Linked DNA regions of Homo sapiens: region 1 is linked to region 2. Evidence: chromatin loops called from intact Hi-C (ENCODE). Cell type or tissue: Caco-2. All regions are shown on one strand. Links, peaks and the distances in the headings refer to the core of each region. The heading gives the core; the rest is flanking DNA.

What was found. A loop is a pair of places that touch in the nucleus more often than their neighbours do. Peaks named below come from ENCODE experiments on the same cell type or tissue, not always from the same donor. Only the 100,000 strongest peaks of a DNase experiment are listed, where the experiment ranks them.
Region 1: it touches region 2 in a loop (4-fold over the local background); 33 of 110 quality-filtered maps call a loop at or near these places.

What each region holds. Positions count from the first base shown.
Region 1 is chr12:1,781,792-1,784,707 of GRCh38, forward strand. ADIPOR2 (adiponectin receptor 2) reads left to right here. Exons shown (of 8, transcript NM_024551.3): 7 at 2,089-2,282. Among named protein-coding and RNA genes, the nearest start is that of LRTM2, 37 kb to the right of the region's middle. In Caco-2, for the core only: no CTCF peak of the experiment used is centred there; no DNase peak of the experiment used is centred there.
Region 2 is chr12:1,697,843-1,700,758 of GRCh38, forward strand. All of the region lies in intron 1 of ADIPOR2 (adiponectin receptor 2), which reads left to right. It also overlaps the pseudogene LOC100533654. Among named protein-coding and RNA genes, the nearest start is that of ADIPOR2, 8.2 kb to the left of the region's middle. In Caco-2, for the core only: no CTCF peak of the experiment used is centred there; a DNase peak (open chromatin) is centred at 1,179.

The DNA.
Region 1 (2,916 bases), core at 197-2,696, 84 kb after region 2:
CTAAACCCTGGATCATCCGGGGGTACCTGGAAGGTTAGACACAGAAGTAACCTCATGTCAGTGACCACTGTTAAAACACTCTGCCGTCCTCCTTTTTGTGTTCATATGAGCAAATGAGCATTGGTCAGGGTCAGCTTTCAACAGTACTTGAGTAGTACAGTGGTGTTAAGCCTGCTTGAGCACATGAGATAAGAATGTCTTTGCTGAGTACAGCTGAGCATTCTGTTATTTACATACATCAGAAGAACCAAATTCCTGAGCCTTTGACTTAGAGAATGATAGGCAGAAACCATTAGCAGCCTTTGCTTAGCATGTAGAGGAAAAGAAAAAGTGAATAGTGCAAAAGTCTAGCAAATCTTTCCTTAGAGGAGCAGAGGTAGGAAATAGTTTTTCTTTAGGTCTGCTTGGTTCTTACCTGTTGTGAGAGCAGCATTGCCATTTTCCTCTTCTCTTTTAGATGTCCATTTTATTTGTGAGTATGCATCCCATAGCTGTGCTTACATATATTGCTGTATACCAGCAGTTTATTTGGTAATGTCCAAAGCAAGTAATAGGTTCTTTATCTGTTGAGAAAGCTTACCAAATGACAGCTTGTTTTGCAAGGGTCATTGTTAACTCTGTGTCAAAATGTAGGAGCAGTTACTGGCAGAGGCAGGGAGCTCCTGTGTTGCTTTGGCTGATACACGGGTTTCAAAGTGGATTTAGATCAGTGGACTTCACATTTTTTTTTCCATCATGACATTTTCTATTACAGTCCTGAACACGTGTATCTATACATAAGTTCATGTATATATAAATTACAAAACTTTAACAAAATAGTATTTAATCCTCCACGTATGTTACAGTCTGATATTTTAAATTTTATTCTAGTTCATTTAAAAAAATGCTGGTTGAGACTCATTTAATTGATCTTAGAACTTAGGTCATATCCAGAAGTTTAAAAAAACATTAGATGCTTCTGGAGGCAGTAAGGCAGTAGGGCTGTGGCTGAGTGATTTGCTAGACTTTTGTACTTGATTGCTATTTAGGGGTCTGGGAGCTTATAGTATTCTCTCCCATCCCCCACCCCCATTAGGTCATTTGTTAAAGGCATTTAACAATTTTTAAGTGCCCAGTTATAGGTTATAGATTTAGATTAAATTTTTTCTTCTTTTTTCTTTTCTTTTCTTTTTCTTTCTTTCTTTCTTTTTTTTTTTTTTTTTTTTTTTTTTGAGATGGAGTCTTGCTTTGTAGCCCAGGCTGGAGTGCAGTGGTGCCATCTTGGCTCCTGACCTCAAGTGATCTGCCTGCCTCGGCCTCCCAAAGTGCTGGGATTACAGGTGTGAGCTGAGCCACTGCGCCCAGCCTTAGATTCCTATTAAAAATAGGTGATGCCAGGTGATGTGATCATTCATCGCCTCTCCACCCCAACAACGCCTGCTGCTTCAAAGAGAAGATGGGATACGTAAAATTGCTTGTATTGTAACCTGTGTCTGTAGAAGGACAGGCTAGGACAGTTTAAATAAACTCCTGGAGCTGTCCTTTCCGAAAACATTTAGCAACATTAATTCAAAACCCTTGAAGACTGCTGACTTACTAAGCTAAGCCTCTCTTAGTGAGGCTCATTGCTTTTTTTTTTTTTTTTTGAGACGGAGTTTCACTCCTGTTGCCCAAGCTGGGGTGCAATGGCGTGATCTCGGCTCACTGCAGCCTCTGCCCCCGGCTTCAGGTGATTCTCCTGCCTCAGCCTCCCGAGTAGCTGGGATTACAGGAGTGCGCTACCACGCCTGGCTACTTTTTGGATGTTTAGTAGAAATGGGGTTTCACCCTGTTAGCCAGGCTGGTCCCAAAGTGCTGGGATTACAGGTGTGAGCCACTGCACCCGGCTGGCTCCTTGCATTTGTAAATCTTTAGAACATAGCTGTGTTGTCTTGTGTGACAGTGTCCCAGAGTTTGAAGAACCTTCTTTTTCCTTTAAAACTGGAAGCTAATTTTATATGCTACTTTGAAATATTCAGTTTACAGAGTTAATGGTGCTGTGCTGTAATACTGACTTCTGGCTCTTTGTTTCTCTTCTGCATTACTTTACTCTCTTCTTGTGACTCCTAGGAGTGTTTTTGGGCCTAGGCCTGAGTGGAATCATTCCTACCTTGCACTATGTCATCTCGGAGGGGTTCCTTAAGGCCGCCACCATAGGGCAGATAGGCTGGTTGATGCTGATGGCCAGCCTCTACATCACAGGAGCTGCCCTGTATGCTGCCCGGATCCCCGAACGCTTTTTCCCTGGCAAATGTGACATCTGGGTAAGTATGTCGGGGTGACTGAGTGTGTAGGTATCTGCTCATGAGTTATTGGCATCCTGCAGAGTGATGCAATAGAAAAAGTTTTAGACACAAAGTCAGGAGAGTTGTATCCTGGTCCTAACTCCCTATTGAGCTTTCTCTGGACAATAAGTACAATAATAACTAACATTTAGTGAGCACTTCCTTGGTGCTCAGCATGGTACAGAGTGCTTTGCACGGATTACCTCATTACATACATTAGCCCTATGTGGTATGATAACTCTTGTTAATGTCTTCATTTTACAAAGCAGGAGACTAAGGCTTAGGGAGGTGAGGCCACTTGTCCAAGCCATGTGGCTATTTAAGTGGTAGAACAGGAATTTGAATTAGGCTAGTTTTAATATCAGAATCTGTGCTCTTTTTGACAATGGCAAGTCATTTTGCCATTCTTTGTCTCAGTTTCCTTATTTATGAAATGAGGATGATAGACCAGATTTTCACCAGAGCCCTTTTTAGGACCAGATTTCTATCAGGGTCTTTTTTTATACCGAAATTTAGTGATTTGTAATGGGAGACTGAGTGTATGTATGTCTGGTGGAAGAAGAGGGATTGTGAAGAAGAGGGAACTGGATTGAACTGGATTGTGGTCATTGGT
Region 2 (2,916 bases), core at 108-2,607:
ACAGTGACCAATCTGTGCCATAAATATCACCAGCTCTGTCAATTCTTTGCCAGGTTTATTGGTTTTAATTTGAGAATCTCCATATTGGATTTGTAGTGTATATAGTACTGCTGTAGTAACCCTTTAATGTCAGCCAGTGGCTCCACTTTATTAGATTCTATAACTGCTGCTTGTTACTGGGCAGCTAGTTTCTGCAGGACATGTTGGCTGTAGACTGGATCCACAGTGAGTAGTTCTCAGAGAACCCGTACTGCTGACATTTGCAAACCCATTTCAGCTGTGGTGTGGAGCTGTGGCGTTGTACTTCTGGATGTGACCAGAAACAGTGTTTGGGAGCTCAGCAGGTGGTGCTGTCTTGGCTGATTGTGTGTGTGTGTGTGTGTGTGTGTGTGTGTGTATTTTATTTAATTTCTGAGACAGGGTCTTGCTCTGTCACCCAGGCTGGAGTGCCATGGCACAATCACGGCTCACTGCCCTCTCGAACTCAAACAGTCCTCCCAACTGAGACTCCCACGTAGCTGGGACTATAGATGCACGCCAGGCTAATTTTTGCATTTTTAATGGAGACGAGGTTTTGCCATGTTGCCCAGGCCGGCCTTGAACTCCTGGACTCAAGTGATCCTCTTTGCCTTAGCTTCTCAAAGTGCTGGGATTATAGGCTTGAGCCACCATGACAGGCCCTGTGTGTGTGTTTTTAAAATTAATATTTGTGGCTTACTTTACATCTGCATCTACTCTCTTCTTTTTAGTAGTTCTCTAGTGTAGTATTATTAAATGGATATGCTATAACTTAATACTGCTCTTACTGATGGATATTTAGATTATATAAATGGATTGTAAATTGCCCATACATTTTATGTATATTTATTGCAAGCTAATTCCCCTTTAGTAATTTTGTAATAGTTGAAGAAAACACATTTTTCATTTTGATGTGTGTTATCACATTGCCACCCAGAAAGGTCACAGCAATGTAAACTCTCACCAGAAATGTGGGTGGAGTCTAGCTTCTCTGTGTCATTACAAATTAAAAAAAAAAATCTTTGTTTATCTGATAGGAGGTTAAGCATTTGCAGTATATTCTATCTAACTGGGAGATATGCTTTGTTTCAATAGCATTCTTTTAAAGTTGATTTACGATTACTTCAGGTGGAGCATGCATTCTGTTCCCGGGCCTCCCTTAGGTGGAGCTGCTTCACCTATTTACATTCTCTGCTTGGCTCTTGAAAGCATATGGTTTTGTTATCACTGATCAAAAAGAATCTGGGTGCCTGCCTAATAGACTATATATTTCTTGAGGGTAAGGAACGTGTAACTTTCTTGATAATCTACTGGCAGTTCCGGTATATAGCAGGTGGTAAGTAAATGGTCTTTTAAAAATCTAAATTGGTTCATGAACCAGTAACTGTTGGGGTTACTGCTGAGTGAAGTGCTTTAATTTTGTTAAAAATAATATTTTCAAATTGTGAAATACAAACTTGAAAAACTGCAGTGCATGCTGGGTGCGGTCGCTCAGGCCTGTAATCCCAGCACTTTGGGACGCCAAGGTGGGCGGATCACCTGAGGTTGGGAGTTTGAGACCAGCCTGGCCAACATGGCGAAACCCCCGTCTCTACTGAAAATACTAAAACAAAACAAAACAAAAAAAACCAAAAACAAAAATTAGCCAGGCATCATGGCCACTGCCTGTAATCCCTGCTACTTGGGAGACCGAGGCAGGATAATCACTTGAACCCGGGAGGCAGAGGTTGCGGTGAGCCGAGATAGCACCATTGCACTCCAGCCTGGGCAACAAGAGCGAAACTCCGTCTTAAAAAGAAAAGAAAAACTTCATTATAAAATTGTCACTTTGGCATATGTTGTCTCTCATCTTTCAACTCTAAGATAAGTTAAATAGGACGAACTGATATCTTAGGACCTGTTAGGAAATAATTAGCCTATTTTATAAGTACATTTGGTATTTAGAAATTGGAAGTTGAGGAATTTATTAAAAAGGGGATTTGTTTAACATTACTTATGGTTTTGAGTTTTCTGGATTGGAGTATACCATGTGTTAGAAGGGGATATATGTTGGCCAATGATATTATAGATTGGCTTAATTAGACAAGTGTCCAGACAGAAGGAAAAGGGAAGCTAAATTCTGAGAATTGCCAGATTATCTTCAGGCATGGGAAAAATAACTGGAAAAGGACACTTAAGTTTTTTAATGGAAGACTACAACAAAATGATATTTTCTTTATAACTGATCATATTACACATTCTTACTGGATTTATTGAATATAAGAATATTCTTATTTCCACAATGTCTGTGTACTAGAGAACAAAACACAAAGCATATGGTCTTAAAAGGGGCAAAATTAGTTAGCTTATTACACTTTGGCCATTTAGGCCTTTCTTTTGTATGTTTGTTGTTAGTATATCAGCTGATTATTTTTCATTGACAGCATATTCACTTTAATCTTGTATGTTTTGAAATTAAGTTTAGTGAACATGTATGCCTAGTTGTATCCATGTATCCATTCCTTTGGTTAAGGAGGATGTCTTTGTGGTAGGGGTTACATTATGAAAACTTCAGCAGAATGGCACAGAAGATTGACTTTATTTTCTTGAAATTTATTTTATCCTATTTCTTCCAGAAAGGATATCTGGTAACTTAAAATAAAAGATCTGGAAGTGTAATAAAATATGTGTAAAAAGAAGAAATCAGGGAAAGGACAAAGCATATATTCTTTTCCCAAGTGACAGCATAATTCAATGACTAAGAATAAAAATTGGGTTTGAGTTTGCTTGGCAGCGAGGGTAAAAATGGAAGTATGGTAAAATACATAGCACTAAACTAAAAGGAGGAACAAGACCAATTTTTCAGGGGTGAAATCCTCTCTTCACAGATTTCTAAGAAACTATTTAAACTGGACATTA